Regions from separate parts of the Mus musculus genome. Here region 1 is linked to region 2. The links are chromatin loops, found by intact Hi-C in ENCODE. Cell type or tissue: heart. All regions are shown on one strand. Each heading gives the region's core, and the rest is flanking DNA. Links, peaks and the distances in the headings are about the cores only.

Region 1 (7,469 bases), core at 1,676-6,675, 150 kb after region 2:
TCTGGGAGTTAATTATCTGGAGCATATTCTGAGAATTAGATTGGCATATATAAAACCGTGTTGAAAAACACAAGGATGTTGGTGATTAAGCTCTGCTTGTCTGTCTGTCTGTTTTTTTGTCATAATCGTGGTCCTTCAGGTTGAATAGATGCTCATGCTTAAGATAAAAAGATCCTAAAAACGTTTTAGGGAGTTCTGATCTAATCTTTGGTTTCTCATCTTCTCGCCCTGAAGTTATCAATTTAAAATAAATGTAATGACTACTTTATGACAACAGAATTGAAACGGATCTTCTTATCTGACACAGACGACTTATCTGCTCAGCACTAGCCAGTGTGACTTAGTGCCTCCTGTGACTTGATTATGCCCTACTGTCGCAGTCCTAGATGAAGCATCAGCCTAGAGATCTAGACGCTTATGAGAATCTGTCTGTGTGCTGTGAGCGTGTCCACTGCACTTGCTAAATAAATAAACAAAGCAATTCATTTAAATATATATTAAATTAGAGGTGCAGGCATCGCTGGCGTGGCAGAGGCATTCAGACTGTGAGCGCGCCCTTGCCCCTGGAGGTATCCTGCAGTTGGAAGCAAAGAGAGCAGAACAGGAGAGCAAGAGTAGATGAGAAGACCGGAAGTAGACAGAACACGAAGTGAATGTTTACTTGTTTAAAACTTTGGGGCAGTATGAAGCATAATGGCTGAGAGATGAGAGGAGGAACGGTGGACCAGTGGGAAAAAGCTGGGTGTGGCAGTGTATACCTGTAACCCAGCACTTAGGAGGTAGAGGCAGGAGGATCAGGAGTTCAAGGCTATCGTCAGCCTCAGCCACCCTGTGCTGCTGTATGAGACCTTTTCTCAAAACTACCATAATACAAACAAACACACACATATGGCAATGGCGAAATTGGTAATGTCCAACAACCCCCTTCCTTGAGCACTGGTGCAGTTGTTTAGTTATTAAAATCATACCATAGGTGCTTTGATTTCCAGTTTTTTTCTTCAAACCAAACCAAACAAGTAACATAGACTATGGATATTAAGTTATGTGGCCAAAGAATGGAGAGTCAGAGCAATGGGACAGCCTTGTACCAGCAGAGAGGTTGGCATGAGCCATGCTGTTAAGGTGGGGATTTAAAAGGGAAATTAAGACAGAGTATCATAATTTATAGAACCAGGGGCTTGCCTTTTTCCTCTAAATTTAATTTAAAGTTATTTTAAATGGAAATTCGTGCGGCTCGAGTTTGAGTCCAGTTCAAAAGAGTTAGGCATGTGTCTCCATCCCGCTCCATTTCCTGCACACGTGTCCCCTTCTGTCTTGCTGAACACAGGGAATTACTGATGCACACTCCTCAAACTTGGATGTCAGTCCTTTGGCAATTCTTCCTTGGGTGCTCTTGTGCCATGGATGGGCAGATAGGCATCTACTGTGGCCTTAGACTCACTCTTTATGCCCGGGAAACCTTGGTTTTGAAATTTTTTAACTCATATATTGAACATTTAGTGATTTGTTGATCATGTTGTATGGTCGTGAGTCATTGTCTCAATTAAGGGGATAAGTCTCAAGCTTAGGTGAAGGTTTGAAACAAGGAAAGGCAGTAAGGTTGGAATTAAGCCCTAGTGTTAGCATGGAATTTCAGCTGAAGTGATCCAGAAAGCTCATGCTATCATTGCTCTTGACACAAAAGGCCATAGGAGAAACTCAGGAGAAGTTTAAAATCTCACAGGAGAAGTTTAAAAGGAGAAAGCCAAATGACCTGACAAGCTAAAACAAAGTAAACATTTCATAGCCTAGGAGTAAGGCAAACTCTGAGGCAGTTAGCTGACTTTTGGATCCAAGAGTTTCATCGGTGGCTAAAATTTTAACATAATGCCAAGAAAAAAAAAAAAAAAAAAAGAAGGCCCAAGATGAAGTATTGGCACACCAGCCTATGTAGAAAAGGAAATGAATTCTATGCCATGACTAGGGAGCACTTGTCTCAGAGGCAACAAAGATGGTTCTTTGTGAACAAGTTGTTCATATCATACTAGCAGTCTGAAGGAAAATGTAATAATTTAAAGTTTTAGAATAACTCAGTAAAATCTGCTTTGTCCACAACTGGTTTTTTTTCCCCTTTGTAAAATAAGGCAAACATAGAAATTACTAGGCTTGTAAAAGCTGTCTATCTGAAAACCTTAGGAAATGTTAAATTTAATGGTAAAACTTGACACTTTATGTCTGAAGTCCTGAATAAGACAACTTAACTCTTAAGTTGTGAACAAGTCAAGGGCGCCTACCATGTCTTCTCCACGTGACTATGTCCTGGCTGGAGAAATGCAGGAAGAAAGATAAAGACACATGATATACATGGATTAAGATGGGGTAACCAAATCCGACCTGATCAACAGATGAGAGGACTTACTGTGGGGAAAACTGAAAGAATCTATGTGCAGACTGTGTTGGTAGCATTCAGATTTTCTTAATTAAAAAAAAAAATTCATTATTGCATATCAATCAAACCCAGCTTAGAAATCTGGTCTTGCCCTTCGTGAATCAGCTCTGTACAGTACTGGAAAGGCAGAAACCCAAATATTCATCCAACGCCTTTCTGAGGAGAGGTATATAATGGTAAGCATGAAACACGAGTGGACCAGGTAGACTGGCCATAGTATACCATGTTCATGGATGCAGTATTTAGCTTTGGGGAGAGGTTTTCTTACCTCTCTTCTCTCCTGATGCTAATGCTACACAAGTCACAGCTTACTCATGACAAAATCCTAACCAGGCTTTTATTTTTTTTTTCTTTTTATTTATTTATTTATTTATTTATTTATTTATTTATTTATTATATGTAAGTACATTGTAGCTGTCTTCAGACACTCCAGAAGAGGGGGTCAGATCTTGTTACGGATGGTTGTGAGCCACCATGTGGTTGCTGGGATTTGAACTCTGGACCTTCGGAAGAGCAGTCGGGTGCTCTAACCCACTGAGCCATCTCACCAGCCCCCTAACCAGGCTTTTAAAATCAATGGGAAGAGCTGACATTAGAATTCACATGATAAGAAGAGAAGCCAAGAACAGACAGGACAAACTGAGGGATAGGACTGAGTCAAGTGGTCCTGCTGTTATCAGGCTTGTGATGTACTGGTACCTAGCACACGGGGTGGAGACCAGGATGATCACAAGTTAAAGATGTGACCAGGAAGCTGTGCCTGTTTGGCTTCACTTTGGTTGACCAATGCCTGGGCCCCACATAGTGACAGAATATTGTTTTATAATATTTATCTTTCATAACTACTGGGCAGATAGCCATGCACCTTTATGCTTAAGAGGTGTGGCTTCCTTTCCTCCCTCTCCTGTCCCACCCATGCTATGCCTGGGTAGCTCATTGACTGGCAGCTGCTTTTCAGATGGGCGCCATGCTCTGTAGATCTGTTGTTTAGGCACTGTGACCCATGCTCTCAGAGTGCTGGGGTCTGTGAGTTGAAGGGGATCAAGGCAAGGAGGGAAACTCATAGGGTGGGTATGCCTGGTACTGGGCACTGAGATTTCTCTGTCCTGACTTCCTGTAGCAGTACTCTAAGTCTCTACCAGTCTTCTTCAGCAGTAAAGAAATGAGCTCTGGAGATGTTAATTTATTCATACGAAAAAAGTAATGATGTGTTTGAGCCAAAGTTCAAGCCTGTAACCATCTGGTTCTCACTTCCTGTCGTGTATGCAGACTCGCCATCCTCAGGGACAGTGTGAATAAAGCCTCAGGAACACTGGAGACGATTGCTTGCATAGAGTGGACAAAGCACAGGACTATCATGTGGATGTGGGAAGTGGCTGGCCCTTTGCTGGGAGTAGCTGTTATCTCTCTCCAGTGTTCCTGTGAGGTCACTGCAGAAACAGCCTTCCTTGTGAGCATGGTATGTGGAGCCTGTGGGTCACCCTGCTGTGCAGGCTCTGGGGCCACCTTGCCCTTCCCTGCCTGTCACCTGCTGACTGCTAAGTCTGGCCTGCTCTGTTTGGGGGTGGAGGCTGTTTTTTGGAATGAGGCAATTAAATTAGAAGGCCATAAAGCTCTGCATTGTCTCTCATGCTTCTTCAGTGTTTTGGTGCCCATTGTTAGAGAAAAAGAGAAAATTAAAAAAAAAATCTTCCTGTGTGTGTGAAAGTATGTGCACAAGATGCGGTTTTTCTGAGGACACGTCTTCAAATGCAAGCGTGGGAGCTATTTTTAGGTACCCTTTCTCCCAACAGTGCTGTTTAAAGATTCAGTTCAGGCTGCTAATAGGTATATTTATAACCATTCTGTCGACGGTCCCAGCATGAATGCTACTGCAGATGATGCTATTCTTGGAGGCAGTTGCCATGGTTACCATTAACCCGTTTGGTTGGGAAGAGTCTCTCCATAGGATGTTTTGTTCCCCCCCAGGGTGCTTTGTGGCATGTGAAGACATATATGTACTCAGAACCAAAAATTAAAAAAAAAAAGGAGTGCATTTTATGCCTAAGTAATATGTATACTTTATAAATGAATGGGCAGCAAAAGTGATTGCCGCTAACAGATGGTCTCCATTCTTGCCCTTTAAGCAGATGATACTAAAGATAGCTTTGTAGCTACTGCCCATCACTAACAAAGCTTAAATCATAGACAAGCATTCTTAAAGATCCATTGTTCTTGTTTCTCTATCACGGTCTCCCCAATACAGCTACTAAGTTATTAAGAAAAGAAATTGTATGTATTTCCTCCAAATATTCATTCATTCACTGGTAATTCACACAGCAGACCTTGAGCTAGCACTCCTTAGGGCATGTACAGACCTGATGTCTGGAAGGGCTCATGGATTCCACACAGAAAGATGAGAGCCATGGCTAAATGGAATTCCCAGTTCTTCGTGCCTTCAACACACCTTAGTAGGAGGCACTCATGGCGTTTGAACCCTGACTGGTTCTTCTACCCATAGCAGCTTATAGTTGGCAGATGAGCTAAGAGTGATGAATGAAGTAAATATCATAAATAGAAAGTGGAAATGTTGGCCAGAGATATAGACAATTAGCCATTTGGCACCGACCCTCACCGACTGATAACTAACTGGTACAGTCAAGTGAAAGAAAAGTAGGACCTAGAAAAGCCCATGGCTTGGGGAAGGGGAGACCCCCAGGCTTCAGAGACAGTGGCTGTGGCAAGGAATATCTACAGGGCATGAGCTAGGAGTTACCATCTCCCATGCTGTGACTTTTCTTCTGTGAAGATGGCTGTGTGAATGGGCTGAAGGATCTGGAGGCAGAGGATTGCAGAATACAAGGTGTTTCTGTGTAGAATCTGAATGGGGAACACTTTGTCCTTTTGTAATTGGTAGGGAGGGTCTTTGAACTCCTTTATCTTTCAGCCAGTGATTTGGGAAAGAACCTTTCACACCATTGTTAAATGCCACACCACTGCAGGCACTCGGTGGAGACAAGGTGGCATGCACACCTGTGCACATGCATTCTCAGACATACAGCCCCCACCCACAGTGGCAAAACAGATCTGTTCTGTCTTCAGAACCTCTCCCTTAATTGGCAAACATAGGTCTTTGGAGTGAACAGTGCCTCGGATAACATAGGTCTTTGGAGTGAACAGTGCCTCGGATGTAAAGCACAGTTTCAGAACTTGGGAGGAGTGGCTGGAGGATTACCAGGTAGGGATTCTGCAGCAGGTTGGGAGGAGTGGCTGGAGGATTACCGGGTAGGGATTCTGCAGCAGGGGGGCTGATTGCTAGCTAACCCAGCCCTCCCTCACCTGGCACCCAGCTGCTACCCTGCCTGGGCACACGGATGCCTACACAGGTTGTAGTTCCCTTGGTTTCCCCTGCCTGCAGCATCAGGCTGTGAGTTGCTACGAGGATGGGGACTGGGCTTTGCTGATGTACAGCGCTCTTAGTGACAAATGAAGACCAAATGGATGAAAACAGGAAACAATTAATGGCCTTTTGGCATAGATTAAAAAAAAAATCAGTTAAGAAGTATTTAGCACCTCCCAAGAGGACTAATATACTGGCGGATTGTGTGTCTACCCGCTGGCTTAAGGGAGGTTTCATTTGAGAAACCCTGAAGCTTCTGTGCCTTGTCACAGCCTCTCCTCCTTCCTGGGAGTTTGCAGTCTTCACTGGGATGCCCACACAGGGCTTACTGCCTCTAAGTAGGAACGCTCACTCAGCTATTTCTATGTCAACTTAGAAACTTCAGCTTTTTATAAACCAAACTGTGTGAAATGGAGTGGAAGGTGGAGGCTAGCTTCCCAGGCAACAGCAGGCAGAAGCTTGGAGAGAGGGCATGGGGTGGATCCAAGGACTCAATGTTAGCAGTATTGGGACTAGGGAGACAACCCAGCCCAGCATGGGGTCTGTGAGCAGGGGGTGTATGTACCACTGAGTGCTTCTTGGCTTTCAGGCAATCTTAAAGGGCTACAAATGGCTAACATGCATAGTCTCTTTTTTCACGTGTGTTTGAGAAAGAATCTTGGTGAATACCACTTGTAGTAGGGAAGGAACTGACCCATAGGAGTAAAATGACTCCAGGGTGCCTAGGGCCACTTTTGAGAACATCTAGACAGCCGTGGGTACCTGAGGAGCAGAGATGATCCGGGCTCTCCTTGGGCATCCATCTTGACATTCAGTGTTGCAAAAGTGCTTCACTCATTCATTCATTTAGAAAGAGGCTAATCAGACTTTGTAGCACCGGCCAGGGTGTTCAGGAATATGTACTTTCTTCATCAATGTTTTATTGGTGAAATATCAAGATTTATATATTTCCAGTCTTTAAAAGGTTGCCTAAACTGGTTGTGGTAGTTCTGATCTATAAATCCCTGCACTTGGGAGGCTGAGGCTACATTGTGCACAATGTAAACAAACAAACAAACAACAATAGTTGCCTAAATTATCTGGTGTCAGTTTCCCAGAAGCAAAATCAGCAGGGACTTCAGAAACAGCTCCGGTGTTCAGTAGAAGCACTTCTATTCATACTGGCCAAGTTTTGAGGATGCTACTTTAAAACACCATGGTGGCTGGCAAAGCTGCTCTATTAGTTGAAATTCTGGATCCTTTTCTATTTACCTTTGTAAGACTTCTTTATTTCTTTGTTTTTGTGGTACAAGGGGCAGAACCCAGATTTTAAGGTTTTTTTTGTTTTTGTTTTTGTTTTTTTTTTAAACAAGAGACCCTCATCTGTGCTGAGTTTTCCATGTTGTTTTTCCTGCCTGGTGTCCTTCCTGTTCACGTCCACCAGGTTTCTGCTTCTGAAAACAAAATCCCCCAAACTAACACCACCTTCTGCTGGGATTTTGGTAGATAATGTGTTCAATCTTTATTTTGCTTTGAGAGTGTCTTAGTCACCGTTCTGTTGCTGCAGAGAGACACCATGACCAAGGCAACTCAGAGAAGAGAGCATTTAATCGGGAGCCTCTTTACACGTTTGGATGCTCAGCATCATGATGGGAAGCACACATGCATGGTGTTAGAGAAGCA
Region 2 (7,469 bases), core at 1,445-6,444:
TGCACACTGGCATTGCTCGTAGCAGGACTGCGGGCGGGGCGAGGCAGACTGGGACGCTGCCGACCAGCCTCAGCATGCCTCCAACACTAGCACCAGCTATCCTGTCCTGTTTTCTGGCTGCCTTCGAGCCTCTGCAAAGGTATAGCTAGTTGCTGGCCGGTGACCCCGGTGTGGCCTGGAATGGTTCCTGCTGCCTGGAGCCCTCTGCCATGTTTTAGTATGCAGTTTCATAGTGGAGGGATGGGTTATTTTTATGTCTCCTTCACTAGTAGCAGCTCTGAAAGCGAGTCTTCTTAATTCAAGACGTTATAATTATGTATTTCTCTCTGTGTATGTGCCACAGCTTGCATGTGGAGGTCAGAGGATGGCTTGCAGGAGTCAGTCCTCTCCCCCCACTCTGTGGGTCCCGGGATAGCATGTCATCAGGCCTGGCAGCAGGGCTTCCTCACCCCCTGAGCCATCCCATTGGCACAAATACAGAGCACACAAGACTTTTATTATTTTCCATCAATTCACTTTCCTCTGTATGATTTTGTTTTGTTAAAAAAAAAAAAAGATAGGCATGAGGCTGACAAGATGTCTTAGTAGTTAAAAGCACTTGCTGCTCTTGCAGAAAACCAAATACATTCAGTTTATTTAGCATCTACATGATGGCCCCCAGCCACCTGTAACTCCAGTTCCAAGGGATCCTACACTCCCTAGCCTCTACAGGCACCAGGCACACATATGGTATACATCCATACATGGCAGAAAACACTTTCATACATAAAAATACAATTTTTTAAAAAGCCATTATTTTTCAAAGCAGCTGCAGATCCACAGAAAACTTGATCATGCAGTGCAGGGCAGAGGCATGGCTCTCCCCACCTGCTAGCAGGCCCCACTAGTGGAGCATCTGCTACAACTGATGACCCAATATAGCCTGTCCTTTGCTGAAGTCCACAGCTCACATCAGAGTCACTCTTGGTGCTGGACAGTCTTTGGGTTTTGACCAGTGTTTGGTGACATGGATCCATCATTACAGAGTCACATGAAGTAGTTGTCCCTTCCCGAAGCTCTCTTGCACTCTTCTTCGCCCCCAGGCCCCTTTAGCCACACATCCTTTCATGGTCTTCACACCTTTCTTCTCTGCAAAATGATATCAGGCATGTGTATACTCACCTCACACATCCTGGTTGTCTGAAGCAGCCATAAACGCCAATGGGAAGAGTCTGTGTGGGCACATTCACCTGCCAGGTCAGTGTCCACGGTGGCTGTGTCATATGGCACAAGTTTGTAAGCAACTGATAAATTGTCTTCCCAAGTGTAGTACCATTTTTCACTCCCCAAGGCAGTGGGTGACAGTTACCATTGCTTAGTGTCCTGGCCAGCATTTGGTACCTGTCTTAGTCAGGGTTTCTATTCCTGCACAAACATCATGACCAAGAAGCAAGTTGGGGAGGACAGGGTTTATTCAGCTAACACTTCCACATTGCTGTTCATCACCAAAGGAAGTCAGGACTGGAACTCAAGCAGGTCAGGAAGCAGGAGCTGATGCAGAGGTCATGGAAGGATGTTACTGGCTTGCTTCTCCTGGCTTGCTCAGCTTGCTTTCTTATAGAACCCAGCCTAGGGATGGCACCACCCACAATGGACCCTCCCACCCTTGATCACTAATTGAGAAAATGACTTACATCTGGATCTCATGGAGGCATTTCCTCAAGGAAAGCTCCTTTCTGTGTGACACAAATTCCAGCTTGTGTCAAGTTGACACACAAAACTGTTAGTATTTTGGACTACAGTACAGTACCATTAGTGTTCTGGACTATGGTGTGTGGTAGAATCTTGTTTTAATTTACAGTTTTCTAGCAAGTATATTGAGCATTTCTTCCTATGTTTATTTATGGTTGGAATGTCTCTTCTGGTGATCCCATTTAAAAAACAGGTTTTTTATTTGTTTGTTTGTTTGTTTGTTCTCTGCTTCCATAATATGCAGAACAGCCCTTTAGTGATACTTTTGACAAATATTTTCTTCCAGCGCGCTTCTTGTTCTTTCCTCTTCTTGGTAGCTTAGCTGCCAAAATGCAATTTTCAGTTTTAATGCCATCTACTTGGTCAGTTCTTTTTCTTTTTTTTTCTCATGAGTAGTGACTTTGGAGCTGTATCTAAACTTCTGTTACTCTACCAAATGCCACCCACCTTTTTCACTTATCAACTTGTAGGGAAAGTTTCATAGAACCCAAAGAGGTTCTATAAACATGTAGAACCTTCTACCTTATTGGAGGCCCATTTTGGTGTACTATTTGTGAAGCCCACCGTTAGCATCTTGATGTACTGCTCAGCTGGTGGCCATCCCGAGTCTCAGGCTGGTCTGCTGGGAGGCCCATCTTTGCTCTGTTGGGTCTCTGTGCTCCTTTGTCAGAGCTGTGTTGATTGTGAGCGTATTTCTGCATTCTCCTTATCAATTGTTTCATTTGACTAGTTGCCAAAACCACACTGCCTTAGTTACTGTATCTTGATGTGAAGTATGGCAGTCAGGGACTTTTTCTATTTGTTAAAAAAAAACAAAAAACAAAAGCCCTTTTTGGATATTACAGAAAAGGAGCTGTTCACTTTGAAGTGCTAGTTCCCGTTCTTTCTGTGGGATTTAGAGCAGCTGCCATGCAGAGTGATGGTCTGTGCAGGGCATCTGGGCTGGGCTTGCCTGGCTTCTGCTCCCTCCAGGGCTGGGTGAGTCTGGCCCATCTCCAGCCTTGCTAGACCTCAAGCCTGTGGCTGCACACGCTCGGGGCACCTGTCTGACCCACATTAAGGCAGGCTGTGGCCAGCCTCTTGGAGATACTTTGAAATGACTAACCTGTTTCTGAGAGTTACTGAACATAGTTAGTTTTGATGTGACTAACCTGTTTCCCACAATGGGAGGTACTGTGAGCATCATACATATGAAGGGATGGAAGTCCAGGACGCCATTACCAACGGTATAAGCTTGGCCAAGTTACCTCATGTTCTCCGTGTGTCTGGATCTTGGGGACACTGGCTTATGAGAGGGTTGGGTGAAGTTGTCTGACCTTTCCCCAGGATGGCATGAAAGTGGTATGGGCTGAGTATCAAGAGCCTTTAAGGCCAGCATCCAGCTGAGCTGAAGTCCATTACTGGTGTGGCCCTCCTGTGGGCTTGATGGTGTTGATTGGCGATGAGAGCAGAGGCTTCTGAACAATCAGAGAATTAGAGGTACTGGCAGAAGAGAAAAGGGTTGTTAAGTGTCCAGGCGGACTTTGTCGTATGCTGCAGGGGTTTGATGTGCTAAGGGTAGAGCCAGGAAAGAGAGGAAGGAGAGTTTTTGAAGTTCCAAATGATCACTTAAGAGAGGTGGGAAGGTGATTTAACATGTCGAGACATGCCCTGTGAACAAGACCTTCATCTGGTGTGCTTTCAGGAGACTCCAGGCAAGACTGGAATGGCTGTTCTGTTATCTCCCTTGGCATCTTTGACCTTTACTCTGGGCTGGCTTCAGGCTAAAATCACTGGGGCTTTGTGCAAAGCCACACTCAGAGTTGTCTTGAGTCTACAGGGCCTATCTGAGAACACAGCATCTGAGGTCCTTGGTAGCTCTTCTTTTTCCCAGGAACTCACCCTTTGTCCTCACCTGCCTGGCCTCGTTGGCACCCTCCAGCTGGGTGCTGTTTTCTTCTGAGAATTCCAATGTTGCTTCCACCTGGATGGACTTCCTTTGTTTACCTGTCTCCCGAACGCTTGCCTGCCCTTCCTCCTCTGGCACTTCTTGCGATTATTCAATGCTACCTCTCCAGCATCCTGCCAGGTCCTCCGTGCCAGTCCCTTTGTCTTTTGCATCCTGCTGGAGGTGTCCCTGTGAATACCAGTGATGAAGGGCCGGAGCCAGCAAGCGGGCAACACAGCGCTGTGGTCAGCTGCTATACTTGTCCCCTGCCGTTTGCAAGGCTGGAGAGCGGAACATAATTTATTTTGAAAAATTCAGGTGATTCTGTCCTTTTTATTTGGACTTTTGTTTTGGGAGGGGACATTTGCCATTATTTCATGAGTGAGGACCAATATAGTTAAAATGGTAAATGTCAGCTGGCAGCATTTCTAGACAATAAAAACCACTCTAAGTCCCATTTCCACTTCAAACGTTTCTCAGAGAATTAAATGGAAATCTACCAAAACCCTGTACTCGTGAATAAAAGCCAGGTTGTCAGATCTCTCAGGTTCAGACGTGGCTTCTGTCTTGTTTGTGAGCTGAGCGTTCTCGCTGGCTGGCTGTAGAGGCTCGACCCAGCTCCTCTGCTCTGAGCTCATGTGCTCTGTGTATTTGCTGGCTTACGGGACCACATCTTCTATCTTAATCTTATTTGTGCTGTGGTGTGAGAAGGTTTCTCCATCTTGCTTTTTGCTCAGCCTTTTCCTGAAGGAAAGGGTGAATGTTGCCGAGGAACTTTTCTGAAAGAGCCTCAGAACTGATTTGCTGAATGGCAGCTGTCAAAGCCTGAGTGTTGAACTTCGATGACATGAGTCAAATGCTGCAAATCTGTCTTTACGAAAGCTTCAGTGTTTTATAGGAGGAAGGCCACAGAGGAGGTCCCATGTGCTCAGGGCTCACTGTTGAGCAAGTCCGCCCCACCCCACCCCACCCCCTGGGGGGGGAGGTCTTACTCATGTGAGCCTGTGGTAGTGACTGAACCATTACCCATTTGGAAAAATAACCAAGTGATAGTCAGTGATTCCTTACACGAGAAAGAACTCTTGGCTGAGATGAATGATAATTGGGGCTTTTTGAAGGTATGACTGGCTTAGTCATAGCATAGACCCTTAAGCCTCCTAAAATTCTCTTCTGTTGTAATGTTTGGTCCTAACCCCTTTGACCAGATGGAAACATGGCAGGGATGTGTTTCATTCGCCACTCTCCTTCTGAGTGCAAGATGTTGTCACCGTTGTATAGATTCCAGGAAGTTTCTGGAAGATAGGTCACATCCTGGGATGTACTGTGGAGGTGTTTGTGTGGGTGCTGGGTCCGCTTCCAGGTTTTCAATTGATATGTTATTATGAAGTATCCTAAATATACAGGGACTGGAGGAAACAGCGGAAGCGAGCCCAGCACCCAGCAAATCCCTGGAGCCATGCCACTTCATGCTGACGTGCTTGCCTGTGCCCATCTAAAACAGAAGGGGAGTTTTCTGGCAAAAGACTCATCTTGACCCACACGCTAGTTAAGTACCCATCATGCCCCAGGCCTCTTGCCAGGCATTAAGGATTCTTGGATGAATAAGATACATTGTTGCTGCCAAGGCAATGAAGAATTGAAGGAGGAAACAGAATCGGGAGCTTTACAGGAACCCTGCTGTGCCTGTTACTAGCTGAGGGCTGTGCAGGACAAGGTGGTGGGAGACAAGGCCAGCAGGGGCCAGGAATTGCATGGAGCATCTTAGGCAAACCGGCAGAGGTTAGAACGCACAAGTCGTTGGTCTGTGCTCACCAGGTAGTAGAGGCAACGTGTATTTCTCATTCTGCTTGTCAGTTGACACTGATCTGGCGCCTGAGTCTATACAAGCCTCTGTTTTGGGGGTATTATAATAAGCACCAGACAGTCTTCAGGTCCAGGGGCCTATGAGGCAGGAGCAGGGGGTGGGTATTGACGTCCAAGAAGGTAATTTTACCCAATAACCACAGCAGTGGAGATCTGGTATATCAAGGGTTTGTGCTCAGTACAATAATGGAGCAGTCTGGATCATTAATCACCCCACAGAGTCAGAGGCTGATGCTGTGTGTTAAACACATTACGTTCATTGAGTCATAATATTAGCATTTATCAGCTAGCAGTTATTGAGAAGTTAGGATAAATGGCTAAAGCACTTTAAATGGGCTGCTCACAGCTTTGTGACAAGTTAGGGCTATTATTTCCCTGTTGCAACTTCCTCCCCTGCCTGCCCTAGCTCACGTGGCCTGTTATCTCCCCTCCACTGCCCCCACAGCACTCAGCAACATCTGCACCTCCCATAGGCTTATCCACACACAGTGTACACCCTACTGTCCCCCTAATGCTCTCTCATGCTTTAGTGCATTAGGCTCTTAGGGAGTGTGTGCTAACTGTAGCTTTTATGAGCTGTTGGAAGTTTCCAGTGTGCATCTGTCTTGCCTGAGCCTGAATCCACCTATATGTGTTTTTATGACCTGCGTGTCAGCTAAGCAGGCACTCACCATTCTGGTTGATGACAGTCATGGGGGGGGGCAGTGTTAAGGCTCTGAGTGCCCGACCTTCTTTCAAGTGCTGAGATCACATTGGGATGTAGAGGGCAAGTTCAGTGTATACATTAAAGTCTCTATAGTGCTATTTTCCATCAAAATTCCAACAGTGTTCTTTACAGAACTAGAAAAAAAAAACCCTTAAAATTCATACAGGAACAGAAAAGACAGCCAAAGTGATCCCAGGAAAAAAAGAATACTGGCACTACAGTACCCAACTTCAAACTCTACTACGGAGCCATAGTAACAAAGACAGTATGGTGCTGTACAGACATGGACATGTAGACCAATGGAGCATAATAAAGGACCCAGACATAAACCTACACAGCCATGGGTGTCTAGATTTTGACAAAGGTGTCAACAAGTCATTCTGCAGAGACTTGATCCTCACCCTCAGAAAAATGAGGTTAGGGCTGCACCTCTTGTCCTGCACAAAAATTAATTCATAGTGGATCAAATATCTCAAAGAATGAGTCACTGGGGCTGCTAGAAGAAAACAGGACAAGTATGTTAAGATATCGGTATAAGCAAGAACTTTGTGACTAGAACCCCAACTCAAAGGGAGTTACCCCAAAAGTTGACAAATGAATAACATGAAATTAAAAGGCTTCTGTATAGCAAATGAAACTATCATCAGGGCAAACAGACACAGTCTATAGAGTGGGAGAAAGCCCTTCCCAGCATGCTTTAGACAGAGCTTAAGTTCTGAAATATGTAAGGTTAAACATCAAACCCAAGCAGCCAATCAGAAATGGGCTGATGATCTGAACAGGGCTGCTGGAAGAAATACAAACGGCCAGTAAACATTTTAGAAAGCTTTCAACCTCCAGATTCAGAAGGGCAATGCAAGAGAAAACCACTCGGACACTCCATGTCGTGCCACTCAGGAGCGGCGACAGCACATGCTGGGGGTGGTATGGGGAAAGAGGAAGGACTCTTTGGTGGGGTTGTAAATTGGTATAGCAACTATGGAAATCAGTGTGTATGGGTTCTCAAACACTAGAGAAGGAACTACCATATAGCCCAGATTTGTCACTCCTGGCGTATACATAAAATATCCTAGCAGAGAGTTACCTGCACGCCTGTGCTTACAGATGCTCTATTCACAGCATCAAGGAAACAGACCCGCCTAGATCCCCATCGCCTGCTGACAGATAAGGAAAAGGCAGCACACATACTCAGCTTCGTTCTGTTCAGCTGGAAAGAATAATACAATTATGTCATTTGCAAGA

Evidence for each region. Peaks named below come from ENCODE experiments on the same cell type or tissue, not always from the same donor. Only the 100,000 strongest peaks of a DNase experiment are listed, where the experiment ranks them.
Region 1: a loop joins it to region 2, with 1.8 times the contacts of the local background. A loop is called at or near these places in 1 of 42 quality-filtered maps.

Annotation. Positions count from the first base shown.
Region 1 is chr15:72,848,742-72,856,210 of GRCm38, reverse strand. The region is part of intron 16 of Trappc9 (trafficking protein particle complex 9); the gene reads left to right. Gm41343 (a long non-coding RNA gene) reads right to left here. Exons shown (of 3, transcript XR_001781663.2): 3 at 7,377-7,469. Among named protein-coding and RNA genes, the nearest start is that of Gm41343, 21 kb to the right of the region's middle. In heart, for the core only: no CTCF peak of the experiment used is centred there; a DNase peak (open chromatin) is centred at 3,800; H3K27ac peaks cover 911 bases.
Region 2 is chr15:73,001,953-73,009,421 of GRCm38, reverse strand. All of the region lies in intron 7 of Trappc9 (trafficking protein particle complex 9), which reads left to right. Among named protein-coding and RNA genes, the nearest start is that of Gm31665, 34 kb to the right of the region's middle. In heart, for the core only: no CTCF peak of the experiment used is centred there; no DNase peak of the experiment used is centred there; H3K27ac peaks cover 425 bases.